Linked DNA regions of Homo sapiens: all the other regions are linked to region 2. Evidence: read pairs that join two places in POLR2A ChIA-PET (ENCODE). Cell type or tissue: MCF 10A. All regions are shown on one strand. Region 1 overlaps NR3C1 (nuclear receptor subfamily 3 group C member 1). Region 2 holds the start of LOC124901100 (a long non-coding RNA gene). Region 3 overlaps ARHGAP26 (Rho GTPase activating protein 26). Region 4 overlaps ARHGAP26 (Rho GTPase activating protein 26).

Evidence for each region. ChIA-PET counts read pairs that join two places held together with the same protein. Peaks named below come from ENCODE experiments on the same cell type or tissue, not always from the same donor. Only the 100,000 strongest peaks of a DNase experiment are listed, where the experiment ranks them.
Region 1: POLR2A ChIA-PET joins it to region 2 with 16 read pairs; 10 of 35 experiments call an interaction of 5 or more read pairs at or near these places.
Region 3: POLR2A ChIA-PET joins it to region 2 with 37 read pairs; 4 of 35 experiments call an interaction of 5 or more read pairs at or near these places.
Region 4: POLR2A ChIA-PET joins it to region 2 with 10 read pairs; 6 of 35 experiments call an interaction of 5 or more read pairs at or near these places.

Annotation. Positions count from the first base shown.
Region 1 is chr5:143,395,494-143,399,493 of GRCh38, reverse strand. The region is part of intron 2 of NR3C1 (nuclear receptor subfamily 3 group C member 1); the gene reads left to right. Among named protein-coding and RNA genes, the nearest start is that of NR3C1, 6.2 kb to the left of the region's middle. RefSeq lists a silencer at 390-459. In MCF 10A, no CTCF peak of the experiment used is centred here; DNase peaks (open chromatin) are centred at 403 and 1,993.
Region 2 is chr5:143,243,926-143,247,925 of GRCh38, reverse strand. It overlaps LOC124901100 (a long non-coding RNA gene), which reads left to right and starts at 2,844. Exons shown (of 2, transcript XR_007058982.1): 1 at 2,844-4,000. In MCF 10A, no CTCF peak of the experiment used is centred here; DNase peaks (open chromatin) are centred at 1,725, 2,725, 3,385 and 3,775.
Region 3 is chr5:143,141,218-143,145,217 of GRCh38, reverse strand. The region is part of intron 19 of ARHGAP26 (Rho GTPase activating protein 26); the gene reads right to left. Among named protein-coding and RNA genes, the nearest start is that of ARHGAP26-IT1, 49 kb to the left of the region's middle. In MCF 10A, no CTCF peak of the experiment used is centred here; DNase peaks (open chromatin) are centred at 1,987 and 2,397.
Region 4 is chr5:143,175,310-143,179,309 of GRCh38, reverse strand. The region is part of intron 20 of ARHGAP26 (Rho GTPase activating protein 26); the gene reads right to left. Among named protein-coding and RNA genes, the nearest start is that of ARHGAP26-IT1, 15 kb to the left of the region's middle. In MCF 10A, no CTCF peak of the experiment used is centred here; a DNase peak (open chromatin) is centred at 1,869.

The DNA.
Region 1 (4,000 bases), 150 kb before region 2:
TGACATCTGTACGTAACCATTTCAGGTTTTTTCCTTAAATAGTGGTTTTCAGTATCCCATTGGCCAACGGTGAGGATTTTATTTAACATTTTTAAAATAATGTTGCTCATTAACAGATATCTTAACGAAAAATTATATAAATTCAGGAGAGTATAATGTCTCATAATATCATATTGTGTTGTGCATGGTCATTCAGCTGTTTTAGAATATGTTCTTATATTACAATAAATGATACCCTTACTTACATAGTCAAAAGTTGTGCTGCCTTATTTGTAAATTCGTTAAGTGTTAGCTTGAGATTAAAGAGTTAAAAGCAGAAGTACTAACAAAGAGCCCTATTCTTCAAACTGAATCTTCTGTTAAAGAATTTGAGTTTTGAAGTTGCTAAAGCAATGCAGTGAACAGTGTACCAGACCATAGTATTAGACACAGGTCTTGCTCACAGGGTTCTTGCCATAAAGTAGACAAGTTATGTCTGCTGATCAATCTCTTTAAGAGAGGAATTGGTGTCAACATGGTGCAAAACAAAATTTTACGTTCAAATGTTCCTGCAAGTTCTCAAGTAGATAACTGATGGCCAAAATTGTTAAGCTTCAATTTTCAGCTTTCGTTTGATTTTTCTCTTTTTTTTACTCAGTCGTTTATAAGCATACTGATATTTTTGTCTGACCCAAAAAGGTCAGAAAATGGAATTATCAGAAAAAAGTTCTAAATGTAGATATACGTGTTGGTAGGGGTGAATTTCTCTACCCCGTAACCTCATCCCCAATTCAGATAAATGCTAGGTTTTATATCCATTTTAGTTGTGAAGGAAAATATAAAAATGTGGATTGTAGTGACACAAGATTGATTAATCAGCGGGTTTTTTTAAAAGAAGACATGGTAGACAGTGATTTATTTGTATGTAACTATTGAAGTTTTTTCTTAAATGTTAGTGATATTCATCGTTCCCATTAACTAGTTATTCAGATTTTTGAAAATCCTTTTTCTGTGAAAGCTATCCTAACCTGGAGGATGTCTCTTTTCTTTCCTCTGTACTTAAGAAGCTTTTCTTGTTAGGGAAATAATTTAGAATTAGATTTAGGCTATGTTCTGTTCTTCTAAAAGGCTTAGTTGTCAAAAAAAAAAAAAAAAAAACCAAAAAACCTTGGTTCTTACATGTCTTAATGTGAACTACCTCCTAATCTATTGTTTAAATAATTATCCTTTATTTAGAAGAACACTACTTCAACCTGAGTTGAAGGTTTAAAATCTTTTCAGTAAGGAGATTTGAGATCTTTATTATTGCATAAGCTGTTGTGTTTTAAATGCTAAAAGACATGCTGTGTTTTAAAATTTTCAATTGCAAATTTTTGGCAATAGAATTCGCATACTTGGTTTTCTTAAAAGAGTTAAGTACGGTTGATTTGACTAAGCTATCTGTAGGAAACTCTTAAATTGATTTATAAAACATGTAATTATACAAAGAAAAATAAAACATCTTAGGAAACTCTTGGGGATTATTAATGGATTTTGCCCTGATAATCATCATGGCATGGTTTTCATTTTCCTTACTATAAAGAAAAGGCAAGGGACAAAACTTATTTTCCATTTGCTATGAACTTTTAAACCCTATAAAATCTGGGATATAGAGTATAAGTAGATGAACATAGTTACTCTTAAATCACTAAAGGTGATTTTAATGCTTTAACTTTTATAGTACTTCATGACATAAAGTATCTTTACGTATTTTTAATTTGGGTCCCATAACCTTATGGAGGTAGTAGGCAAGGCAATGATGATGCGGCTCTTTAGAAGTTCTTTAATATCAAATGAAATTATTATTTTTATGCCAATCTGTGATTGGGAAATATAATCAGTAGTCTGTGTCCTAACAAGAAGGTATAATACTTTATACAGGGTATTTTGTTAATATTTGAAGATTTTATACCTTATGGCATTAACTTAGCACTGGGAACTATGATTACCCAAAACAAAGCTTCATCCAAATAAATTGAAACAGTGTTTCTTTTAAACCATCATTGAATTAGTCTATTGTTTCCAAACAACAGCCCTGATATAGCTAAAATTAGTTGCTTTCTCTTCTCTATATGTTACATGACTGTAGCCAAACATTTGCTATGACCAGTGACCCTGAGTGATCAGCAAATAATCAACACATTGAGACCACAACTTGAATACTGACCTTCTGACTTTACGAAGAAAAATATTAAATGCCACTAATAACTTGAATTCCTTTTAAATTAAAAAAAGTTATAAATTGCAATTTGACTTTTTAAAATGCCACCTAAAATTGTTTTTATCAGAATACTTAAAAAAAAATCCTCACTTTATTCTCTGGGGGTGGGAAGAGGCAATTCCTTCCTTCCACCACAACATTGAATTATCACATAAAATTGTAAAATTATGAATATTATGATTGAGCTTAGTAAAGCATTTTCTAAGTTCATTTATAGTAAAACAAGAGAAACCTTATTCTCAAAATCTATTCTTTAAGTAAAACAAACTAGTCATTCTAACTTAATATGCTTTTAAAAATACTGAAGTTCAGTACATTTAGCATAAACTTATTGACGAAGGCACATTTCTGCATTATTTGATTTTCAGCCTTGTTTCATTTAAGCATTAATGACAGAGGTAGAGAACAGAAATGGTTTTAGGTGGTATTAGAGCTTTTATTGGGATTATGTTGAAATTTTAGTGTTAAAAAATTGTTCGTATCCTGAAGGGAGGGATTATTGGAGAGAATGAATGATGTAGGATGAACTTGTAAATTCAGTTTTCGGCAGAGTCTAAAATTAAGTGATGATTGGCACTTAATGAAGCTACTAAAATTTATGTAGATTTTAATGTCTCATTAGTAATCGCATCTGTATCTGGTTTTATAAAAGTAATGAAATTGAAGACCTGTACAAATACAGAATGAATGAAGCAAATTCTGCTAACATCATGTTGAATGTTTTCTCAGAAAAAGAGGAAATACGAAGAGAAGAGATTTGTTTTGACTGTGATTTACCCTCACCCCCATGGATACTTTCTTTACTTCCTACCTTTTTTCTTTTTCTTTTCCTTCTAAAGATTCTGGCAATGGGTGTTTCAGTGTTTTTTAAGCTTAATATTTCTGGTACTCATTTATGTAAAGTGATTTCTGAATGTTAAAGGAGATTTCTTTTTAAATATATTTTCACTTATTTTTAGCTTTATGATGAGAATCTTATTTTTTAAATCTGTAACTTGTTATGGCTACATGATTAGTAAAAAAAGTTTTTAAAACACACTGTGTATTCAGGTGTGTCATTTTAGTGTGAAATGACTAATGCAGAAATATGTGACTAGCATGTGGTCAGATTTTATTGAAATTACTTACGATGTTTCTATGGCTAGTCCCCTTGTATTTTTATAATTGGTAACATAATTCATATGTTATTTTGGTCTTGTCTATTTGTGTTACATGTATTTTAGTCTGACCACTTTTGCTACTTATTTAATGTTTATACATTTTATGAAAGACTTATTCTGAAATATACCTTGCATAAATGTAGGTTAAATGCAAATTGTATTAATAGTGAAATGGATATGTGGGTAGAGATCACTTTAGGGGCCTTTTGAGATTTAGTGAAGGAAAGATTGGATCAAAAGGGTTTACTTTAATGTGACTGCCTAATGTGAAAGTCGGAACATCTGCATTAATTGGTTAGTTACATAAATCTTAGTCTACTCTGGCCTGCAGGTGACTGAAACAGCCCAGGAAATCTTAATTTACATTAAGCTTAGACAAGGTCTGAGGCTTAGGCTTAGTTCTTAAAGCACATTCTTTTTTACTTTAATGATTATTCCTAATTTTAATGAGCAGTGGGTTCTCATTGTGTACTAGTACTTAGGTGGGCAAATTAAATAAGCAAAATAGGTTTGTGCTGAATAGCATTTACCCTTCTGAGGACATCCTGGTAATATTTTCATCAAGAGTAATTGTGTAATGCAATATTTACAGGTATTTGCC
Region 2 (4,000 bases):
ATAATAAATTTCCAGTTTGTGGCACACTGTTACAGCAACCCTAGAAACTAATATAGCATATCTATCTATCTATCTATGTGTCCACCCAACCAACCATCTAACCATCCATTCATCCATCCACCCACCTACCTGCTACCTATCTATCCATCTATCCAACCATCTAACCATCCATCCATCTGCCCACCCGACCACCTACTGTCTATCCATCCATCCATCCATCCATCCATCCATCCAACCATCTAACCATCCATCCATCCATCCACCCATCCACCTACTATCTAGCTATCCATCTACCTACCCACCTACTATCCATCCATCCATCCATCCACCCACCTACTGTCTATCTAGCCAACCATCTAACCATCCATCCATCTAGCCACCACCCACCTACTATCAATCTGTCCATCCATCCATCCATCCAACCATCCATCCATGCAACCATCTAACCATCCATCCATCCACCCACCTACTATCTATCCATCCATCCATCCAGCCATCTAACCATCCATCCATCCAGCCATCTAACCATCCATCCATCCACCCACCCACCTACTATCTATATATCCATCCATCCAACCATCTAACCATCCATCCATCCATCCACCTACCCACCTACTATCTATCTATCAATCAGTCATCATCTATCTATCTATCTATCTATCTATCTATCTATCTATCTATAGATACATCCATACACTTATGTATACACACACACAAAATATTTTTGTGTATATTTGTGTGTATCTGTCAATATAAGATATGGAAAAAAATACACATTTTAAAAAGCCTGGTCAGGCATGGTGGCTCATGTCTGTAATCCCAGCACTTTGGGAGGCTGAGGCAGGCAGATCACTTGAGGCCAGGAGTTCGAGACCAGCAAGGCGAACATGGTGAAACCCTGTCTCTACTAAAAATACAAAAATTAGCCAGGTATGGTGGCATGCGCCTGTAGTCCCAGCTACTCGAGAGGCTGAGGCAGAAGAATCACTTGAATCCAGGAGGCAGAGGTTGCAGTGAGCCAAGATGGCACCACTGCACTCCAGCCTCAGCAACAGAGTGAGACTCTGTCTCAATTAAAAAAAATAAAAATAAAAAAAATTTTAAAAAGCCTGATGATATTGGTTACTTTTAGGAGGAGAACTGAGGAACTGAGATGGGAAAGAGAATTTTCACTACATACTCTTGCATACCTTTTGAGTTTCGTACCCTGTGTGTATGTTACCTCCCTCTGTATTCCTGATTCAAATAATTAACTATATAAGAAAAGAAGGGTAGCCTTCTGGAGACCACAGTGCCCACCCTGAAAACAGTCCTGTCTTCCCAATCTAACCTTAGCATATCAATATGGTTTAACCTCTGGAACCAAGTCTGACCAATTGTGAAGGGCTGCCGCTGGGAGTGTTGTCTTAACTCTGATGCTGAGGCCTCTGCTGGCCTCAGCACAGGAAAGCTCATCCATCAATTAGCATGTCTTCAAGGTGCAGGGAGGGGACTCAAGAACAGGAGGACAAAAATCTGCCAACCCTGACCTATCCCATTATTGGCTCAGGGTGGGAATATCAAGTTGGTTTGGGGGTGTAAAGGGTCATATGCAAGTAATATTCATCTTCATGCAATAGGGAGCCCCGTTATTACAGAGCTCTGCTATAGTCTATGAGTCAGGCAGGTGGCTCTGAAATGTGATACGATGACTCACTGTGTGCAAAGAAGTCCTTTTCTCTTTCTGGAGTAAATGGGCAGATGGATAGCCACTGTGTGAGTCATGAGGCCCGAGGCCCAAATGGCGGTGCAGATGGAGAAAAAATGAGATTCTGTGCAGGAGGCTCTTATCTCATCAAACCATAGGGGTCTGACCCCTGCATGCACCGCACCTGCCAGAATGCACGCATTCCAAGTGGCGGTCTAAGCCCCTGAAGCGGAGGGGGCACTGAGACTTGGCATGACCGTGGCCACCCCAGGACCCTGGCCACCTTCCAGAGTAGAAACGGTCAGAAACTTGGAACAAAACTCAACGTGGAAGAAATTAGAACGAAGGTTGTTGAGTGCCAGGGTCAGTTGAATCCTGGTTCTAAATATCATACGTAAACATGGCTGGGTGTGGAAATAGACACCTAAAGTGTCAGCGTTTTATACTGTTGACAGTTTTCTACTCAGTGGATCCTCTCTCTAAGGGATTATAGCTAGAGCCTTTTAACAAGATCAGTTCTCTCTCTGATTCCACAGGAAAGTAAATTTCTGTAGCCAGCAAATACACAATACAATGTTTTTTTTTATGGCTGAGAGACATCCTTTCAGAGATTTGCTGAGAAAGGGGATAAGAAGGCAGGTAAAGAAAGGAGACAAGTTCTATTGAAAGAAGTTTGAGATAAAGGTGAATTTGGAGCCTTGAATGCCACCTTTCATAGCATCAACCTTCTAGTACTTAGGCAGAATTATGAAGCTACAGCAAAGGGCAGTGCTTCTAGTGTACAGGGCTTGTATTAGTCCGTTCTCACACTGCTAATACAGACATACCAGAGACTGGGTAATTTATAAGGAAAAAGAGGTTTAATGCACTTATAGTTTCACATGGCTGGGGAGGCCTCACAATGATGGCAGAAGGTGAAGAAGGAGCAAAGGCACATCTTACATGGCTTCAGGCAAGAGAGCATGTGTGGGGGAACTCCCATTTATAAAACCATCAGATCTTGTGAAATGTATTCACGATCACAAGAACAACATGGGAAAAACCTGCCGCCATGATTCACTTACTTCCCACCAGGTCCTTCCCACAACATGTGGGGATGGATTATGGGAGCTACAATTCAAGATGAGATTTGGGTTGGGACATGGCCAAACCATATCAGGGCTGCTCTGTGGCATTGTTGGTGCATTATATACACACCCACCCAAGCACTCTTTCCTGAAGAAACACCATGTCCACCTGGGAGTACAGAAGTGAACAGGGCAGAATCCCTGATCTTGAAAAGCATTTAGTGTAAATATATAAACCAACAACCACAAGATGAACTAATAGATTATGATGCAAAAGGCACTGAAAACTTGCTCTGGGAGGAAAGAAGAGGGCATAGGGAGACTTCCTTTCCTGAGAAGGTGACTTTTCAGCTGAATTTGAAGGGTAAGTAGGAATCTTCCAGGTTAAAAAAGGGGGAGAAGAGAAGGTCCAGACCGAGGGAAGATTTTGTTCAAAGGCTCACCAGCAAATGCCTAAGGAGGAGTTAGGGAACCCGTGAGCAGCTTGGGATTCTGGAGGGAGGGGTGTTCATGGCGAGATGAAGCTGGGGAAATGGGCTGGGCCCTTACATGGCAACTCAAGAGTCCACACTCCATCCCTGAGTCACTGGGAGAGGCAACACAGGCTTCATCACGATAGGAGAGTAATCCCATTTCCTGCTTTGGGGCGACTTTGCTCTTAACATGCAGAGGAGCCAGAGGCGGGAGCTGGGAGAAGAGAGACTGTTAGGAGGCTGCTGAAATAGTCCAGGCGAGAGATCTTGAAGCCCTGAACGTCAATATGTGCGGCACGAAGAGGAAGAATCGAATCTGAGCCATTTGGTATTTGCAATGGAAAGGACCTCCTAACAGGAGGGGTGAGATGTGGGAGGAGGATTTCCAGGCTTTTCAGTTGGCTTGTGACACTACCCAAGACAGGAAGAGAGAGTGAAGTGTCGTTTTGGGCATGTTGTTTTGGTAAGGACGTGCCTGTGGGTCATCTAACTGGAGATGTCCAACAGGCAGGCAGAAATGTGGGCGTGGAATCTGGGAGAGAAAACTCTAATGGAATATTTTTCTTATGACACATTCCCGTTAAGCCTTCATTCCTCGGGTTTGGCTAAGGCCACCGTGGACAGATTGGTGGGGGAAGTGCTGTTCTGAGATCCTGGGTGTAGTCTTACAGTCCTAACAGCAAGGCAGCTTTCTTTCCCTGTCTCTGCGTGGGGAACAGAATTTGTGCAGGCTCAAGTGTGCCTGGCAAGAAGGCCAAACTGAAAACACCTTC
Region 3 (4,000 bases), 100 kb after region 2:
GAGAGGATTATCATTCTACAAACTAAAAACAATATCTTGCTAAAAGTATATTCGTCTTTCTAAAATGTTACCAGGAGATTATTTTTCTCCCTTACTATCCATTAGTAAAGGAGGGTATAAAAATGTATCATAAGGCTTCATAGTTTTACAGCCAAGAGGGCCAAATATGCATCTTGAAAGGCTGACTCTTTATTGGTATCCCTTGCTGGGCCATATGACAAGAAAACCCAGAAACCTGGCATTCCCTGACTATAAAACGACTACAGTTTTGTAGAAGAAAGGTCTCATCATCTGTAGACAACACATAATGAGACTGAGAACATCTAGGTAGAAGATCAAAGCCAAAAGGCTGACAATCTTTACTGACGGTAAGTAGGCAGGTGAGGATTATTCCAGGGAAAGAGTAGAGAATAAGACCAACAGCCAATCAAATGTTTTAGTGGTTATAGCAAACTATACCAAGACAAATTTTACAGCATTTGGAGTCAATTAGGAAATAAGGAGAAAATGAGCCAAGCATAGTGGTTCATGCCTGTAATCCCATCGCCTTCAGAGGCCAAGGTGGGAGGATCACTTGAGGCCAAGAGTTTGAGATCAACCTGGTAAACACAGTGAGACCCCCATCTCTACAAAAAAAGTTAAAAATTAGCCAGGCCTGGTGGTACACACCTGTGGTCCCATGTACTTGGGAGGCTGAGGCAGGAGAACTGCTTCAGCCTGGGAGTTCAAGGCTGTGGTGAGGTATGATGGTGCCAAAGCACTCCAGCCTAGGTGACAGAGCAAGACTCTGCCTCCTTTAAAAAATAATAATAATAATAAAGAAAAAATGATCCCGTAATGTCACTCGAAACAGGAAAGTTTTTCATCAGCTAGGCAAATGAGTACTGCTCCTGACAGAAGCGCACAAGAACAGGCAGCCTAGAAGACACTTTAAAAAATAAAAATTAAAATTAAGCAAATCCTTCAAATAACATAGCTAGACTTCCCTGAGTCACTGATGATTCAATCCAGCTCTGGTATCCTCATAGAAGGTATAAGAAGGACTGATGGCAATTATGTTGCTGAAGGAAAAAAATTATAGGCTAGTGGGCTTCAAAAGAAAAACAGCTAGTTATGAGTCAAGTCAACAAGATCACAGAGGACCATGTCAAAAAGGAAAGAATGCCCACAACTCAGGAGTATGCCTAAACTGGTTGAAGTCAGTGAGAATGCTTGCCCGCCTCAAACATGTTTGTCAACAGGAATCTGTCTTTGTATCAATCACAGAAAACAAGACCTCAGCAACAAGAACATGATAAAATAAATCCCCAAATAATGGTAAGCATGCATTGGCAGTGCTTTCACAAACATATGTTCTATAAGGAGTGACAAACTGCATGTGAACTTGGTCCTTAAGGATGCAAACTACCCGAGGGCAGGGACATGCTGTCTGGCCATACAGCATCCATTAACGTGGCAGGTGAGGTCACCATTAGCCATCCATTCCTGGTGCCTAGCCCATGGGTCACTGACACTAAGGCTCCGTGAATGGTTATAAGATAAATATTAAATATAAGGGAATAATACACAGTCAAAAATTTATGCTGCTGGAACAGAAAGGGGTAGTTTTGCGTGACTGAATTTTTCAGGTGCTTTAGACAGGGACCATAAATGTCCTTGAAACCAAAGTACTGATGACAGTGGGCAGAGTTTTTGTTTTTTGTACAAATCAGGAACGGAAAAACATGAGTATGCAACCAAATCACTGCAACTAAAAAAGGAAAGCCGCAGAATAATTTTGGTGATATTGTACTTGTTCTGGGGGTTGCCATGGAAATCTGGGAGCTAAGCGACTTCACTTTCCATATTTACCAAGTGACTCCGACCCACTCTAATGGCAACCCCATCACACAGGGGAGGCAGGAGCTCTGTTTATCACAGAACCCAGAGGCGAGGCCAGGAAAGCACTCACAGAGCCAAGCCAAATTCACACGTCTTGGCAGGCCCGAACAGGTCTGGCTCACTGAATACACAGAGCTGGAGGGTAAATACGAAACATTTGCGGGAGGTTTCCCCCCATGCATGGGACTCTGTCAGAATACAGGCTAATATCCCAACTTTCCATGGTGCCTAAGAGTAGAGGGCAAAAAGAAGAGGCAAGAGGACTGTTCTTTAACAGCATCTCAGGATGCCTCATAGAGCCAAAAGGAGGGAACAGACTCTCCACATGATCAAACAAGGAGAAAAGGGAGTTACCAGACAGAGCGAAGTTTTACAAAGACAAGGAGATTTATATTAAAAAAAATAGGAAGGCAAACACAAAATACCCAGAGGCTTTCCTGTGCTGTGGTCAGGAGAGAGGTGTACTTTCTCCTACTTGTTAAAGTTTTGCAATGAAGTCTGTAATGTATCATCTTGACAAGATGGGATGATAATAGCACAGCAGCTTAATGAATTTTGCAATAAAAAGTGATGAGTGCACAGCAATTTCTGAGTTTACCATCTCTGGGAAATACCCAAGTACATGGGAAGCTTGGAATCAGACTTTCTGAAGCAATTTTTACCCCCTGTAGCTCTTGTTCCTGATAATAGTGACATGCCAAGCCACACTAAAATCTGAGGTGGTCTCATTTCAGGCTGACCCAGCAGCCTCAGTCCCTATGATAAAAACAAACTTAAAAAGCAGTCTGCGTAATATGTTTGGGTATATAAAAACAGTTTGGACAATGTTTTTTTTTTAAAAAAATCTTAAAAAGGAGTTTGGGTGATGATAGACTCTATACATTGAGTTGAAAAGTAGGCCGGGCGCAGTGGCTCATGCTTGTAATCCCAGCACTTTGGGAGGCCGAGGCAGGTGGATCACAAGGTCAGGAGTTCGAGACTAGCAGCCTGGCCAGTATGGTGAAACCCCATCTCTACTAAAAGTACAAAATTTAGCTGGGCGTGGTGGCGGGCGCATGCAGTCCCAGCTACTCAGGAGGCTAAGGCGGGAGAATCACTTGAACCCGGGAGGCGAAGGTTGCAGTGAGCCAAGATCGTGCCACTGCACTCCACAGCCTAGGCGACAGAGCAAGACTGTCTCAAAAAAAAAAAAAAAAAAAAAAGTGAAAAGTAGAGTCAATCTGTTGTTTTGATCATAGTACATGAAAGATGATATTAAAACCTTTGACAGATTATCTTCAGCAAAACGACTTCTGATTTTGGTTCTGTGTGGACAGACTGACTCCCTGCAGCACCTGTAATAACCCTTTTCTTTGCAAAGGGAAAAAATGCCAATAAAACTGAATTTCATGAGAGAATGGGGAAGTCACTGTGGGTGGCCTGGGATTGCACTGATCCACAGGAAAGAGACGTGGAGGCACAATGAGGAAGACTGGCCCTAAAACACCATTTCAGAAACCGCAAAGGAGGAATGGGCCTCTGATGAATGTTGACTAGGGGGTTGAATGATCAGAGTTAAATGGACACTGTATTACTCACAAGACAGCCCTCTTTTCTATGTGAGACTTGCTTTTAGGAAAAGTTGGTTTCCCGTTAACTTACAGTTGACTGGGATCTGAGGGAGTCCACGTACAGACGGCTTATATTCTTGCTCATTAGAAGGAAACTACACACCTACTTTTATACCATGACTCACAGCAAAATGGGTTTGAGATAGTACATGAAAGGTGCAATTAGGGAGTTTTGTTTTTAATAACTTAAAACCAAGTGAATATATAAGAAATATGCATTTCTCTCCAATTTAGAAAGTCTAGAAAAGCATTTGCATCTGCACACAGATATCCCGTATGGGCCACGCTCCAGTTGTATTCATTTTGGTGTGTAAATGTCCAATCGATCTGCTACACAGAGGAATATATACATATACACACACACAGACATGTACTTTTTTAACGAAGCAGACTCACATCATACTTAATGGTATCTGCTTTGTTCACTTGGTGATAGTGCCAAAAGTATGCGCCTAGAATGGCTTGTTTTCATTTAATGGGTCTAGCTGGAACTTTTTTCCTGCCACCAG
Region 4 (4,000 bases), 69 kb after region 2:
CTGCCTTGGTGCCAGGAAAGGTACTAGATGCTGAAGAGGAATAAGCCCTCATGCCAGCCCTTGAGGAGTGTGCAGTCCAGTGGGGGAAAGCTGGTATATTAATGTCTGATAATCATGTATTTATCATGATACATGATAAATGGCTGGGCGCGGTGGCTCACGCCTGTAATCCCAACACTTTGGGAGGCTGAGGCAGGTGGATCGCTAAGGTCAGGAGTTCAAGAGCAGCCTGGCCAACATGGTGAAACCGGGTCTCTACTAAAAATATAAAAATTAGCCAGGTGTGGTGGCAGGTGCCTGTAATCCCAGCTACTTGGGAGGCTGAAGCAGGAGAATCGCTTGAACCCGGGAGGCGGAAGTTGCAGTGAGCCCAGATTGCATCACTGCACTCCACCCTGGGTGATAGAGTGAGACTCCTTGGAAAAAAAAAAAAATCATATAGTTAAGTGGGGTGTGGTGGGCTCAGCAGCCTAGAGTCAGATGATTTCTAGGTCAACCACTTACAAGCTGGGTGACCTTGTACAAGTTAGATGACTTTCCTGAACCTCAGTTTCCCACTTGAAAAACGAAGTATGAACAGCCTCCCTCCTGGGGCAATCGTGAGGAAATGTGAAGCTCTCAGCTCAGTGTCTGGCACCAAGGGAGCCCCCATGGGCAGCAGCAGCTGTTGTTAAGTACAACGACAGAAATGAGCACCAGCTATTGTAGTAGCGCTGAATAGTGGCACCTAAGCCAGTCAAGGGGCAGGGCAGCAGGGAAGGCTCCCTGGAGGAGGACTCAGTGGATCCTAAAAGAAACAGCAGATGTTAGCAAGTGTAGGTAGGGGAAGCAAATCCCATGTGGAAGGAACTGCAGTCTCCCATCTTTCTATGTTTCTTGCAAAGTTGTCACCCTCATACAATGAACACAATGCTCCTTCTTCTGGGTACTGATTCAACAGAAAGAGCACTGAACTTTGAATCCAAAGGTCCAGGCTTGAACAGGAGCTTACAGGTTAAGACTGCCACACAGGCTGGGCACGGTGGCTCACGCCTGTAATCTCAGCACTTTGGGAGGCTGAGGTGGGCAGATCACTTGAGGTCAGGAGTTTGAGACCAGCCTGGCCAACATAGTGAAATCCCATCTCTACTGAAAATACAAAAATTAGCCGGGCATGGTGGCATGCACCTATAATCCCAGCTACTTGGGAGGCTGAGGCAGGAGAATCATTTGAGCCTGGGAAGCGGAGGTTGTAGTGAACAGAGATTACACCACTGCACTCCAGCCCAGGTGACAGAGTGAGATGCTGTCTCAAAAAAAAAAAAAAAAAAAAAAAAAAAAAAGGACTGCCACACAGACTTGAACAGGCCACTTATGCCCTCTGAGCCTCAGTGTCCCTCATTTAGAAAATGTAGGAGATAGTAGTTGCCCTGCACTCATCATGCTTTCCATCCGTATTTATCACACACCTGGAAAGAGCACCCTCAAGTGCTGGGGAAACAATAGTGAACAAGAAACAGGTGTGGGCCTGACCTACGTTACAGCTTAGAGCAGGAATCAGAGAAGAAAATGGGCAACTATAGTACAGTATGCCAAGTGCTATGATTTGGGTTAGTGCCAAAATCAAATGAAACACTCTGCAAACTGTTTCAAGTGGCTCTGAAAACTGAAAAGCACTATAAATATATTTTGTAGTATTATTGTTATTCCTGACAGCAGTGCCAGCCAGATCCTAAGCCTATCAGAAATTTTTCCCAACTTCTGGTCTGCCGACAGCACCTTGTCTCCAAGGCAGCTATGGGTGAGCATGCATATCAAATACATGTACGTGTCTGCTACTGACGTGCCAGCTCTGCCAGGTTTTCTGTGGTCTGGTAATCAACCATGACTGAGCGTCTTGGCATTCGATGAGTCCTGTTTTCACTGGGGAGCATTATGCTTGGTGATCTCACATACATTTCACGGATCCAAATCCTACAGGCTCGTGATGCAGCCTGAGAAGCTGATTCCTTCATTTGACAAGCACTATGTAGCAAACAAAAGCCAAACACTATTCTGAGAGGCCAACTAGATGGTCCTTGGTCCACAGATGATCAACTTAGTGAAAAAGACACTTGGGAAACTAATATGATGAAGTGTTATCATTTATTCTAGATTGTATATAGTGAGTGATCATATAACTTATCACCCAAACCAGCACATTGAAGCAGAAAGGCGCAATTAAATTTATACCAGGGCAACAGAACTAACAGGCAAATGAAGAGGTATGGTCCCTACATATAATATAAAGGTCAAATGGCTTGTTCAAAGTAATGACAGATGAGTGCCAGAGCCAAAGCACATTGATATTGTAGCCTAATTAGATGTCACTCACAGCTTTGCTTTCCACAGAACTAGTTATATACTTTACATGGCTCCTTGCAATACGTAATTCTCTTTGCAAATTAGATCCTAAAGGCATTTACGGATTCTGAGATTATGAGCTGAAAATTGCATAACGATGAAAATCAGACACCCGAGTCTCTTTTATGGTGGAAATTTTCATTATAGTATTGAAATTTAAGTTTCAATGCCAAATGTAGACCTCTGCCTAATGGTCTGCTACTTAGGTTTACGTTAAGCCCTTAACTAAAGTAATTCCTTCCGCAGGCTCCAAAATGAACTGTCTTTCCAAGTGCTTTTTAACATCAAAATTTAAAAGCTGTCTCTAAGCTACCCTGGGGCGAAGGTAAATTAATTTCTCATTTTTAGGCTGGCTCTTTACATTCAGTGGTGAAAGGACTTCTATGTCAATGCATATGAGCATGGAGGTGGTGCTCCCAGGAAGAAGAACCAGAGGAGGGACACAAAAACTCTCGAAAACAAACATGCCATGGTGCTTGGGAGTCACTATTCTGCCCAAAGGGTTCGCCTGCCAAGCCTGCAGGTAAATTCCCATAAGAAACTTACTTTCAAAGTAGAGTCCCACTGGATTAATTCCTACCATCTAAGAAGTGAACGTCAGTTCATAAATATAAAAGCAGAAGTGGCTGGCAAGTCTCTTATGCAGTCTGCTGAGCAGCAGATGGCTCACTACACAGGCATCATGACTTTTCATTTTTAAGGAACAAATGCTTGGCTAATCTCTGGCTAAGAGAAGACATAAATCTCATAAAGACAATTCTGTTTCATTGTCACGTGTCATATTTCATTTATTTATTTATTTATTTACTTATTTGAGACACAGTCTCACTCTGTCACCCAGGCTGGAGTGCAGTGGTGCCATCTCAGCTCACTGAAACCTCCACCTCCTGGGTTCAAGTGATTCCCATGCCTCGGCCTCCTGAGTAGCTGGGATTACAGGGGCACACCACCACGCCCGGCTAATTTTTGTATTTTTAGTAGAGAAGGGGTTTCACCATGTTTGCCAGGCTGGTCTCGAACTCCTGACCTCAGTTGATCCACCTGCCTCACCCTCCCAAAGTGCTGGGATTACAGGCGTGAGCCACTGTGCCTGGCCTATTGTGCCATATTTCAGATGAGGAAATTTAAAAATTAAGGGAAAAAGTCAAAATTGGCTAAAAACAAAAACCTTCTTATGGCAGTTCTCTCTCAAACCTAAATAAGAATCAGAAAGAAACCCAAGCCTGCTTTTGCAAAAATACTAAACAAACAATAATTCCCACACCCCACATATGCCCAATAGTATAAAACTTCTAGACCAGGTGTTGAAGTCTGTACCAACTGAGAAGGGCTGTTTATTAGAAATCTCTTACATTTTGGTATCCAACATTCTTCATTAAAAAAAAAAGTGTACCATTTTTTTCGAGTAGACACTGAAAATTTGGTTTAAAAAACAATCTTTTTTCTAAAACATTTCTGAAAATATCTTACATACTTACAAAAGAAAAACTCATGCTAAGTTGAGGTCTGACAGATAGCCTTTCTCTGTGACAAGATGACATCAAACACATTTTCCTTCACTGTCACCACAGAGTGCCACAGTCCTCTATCTGCAGGCACCCCTAAGCATTTTGCTTAT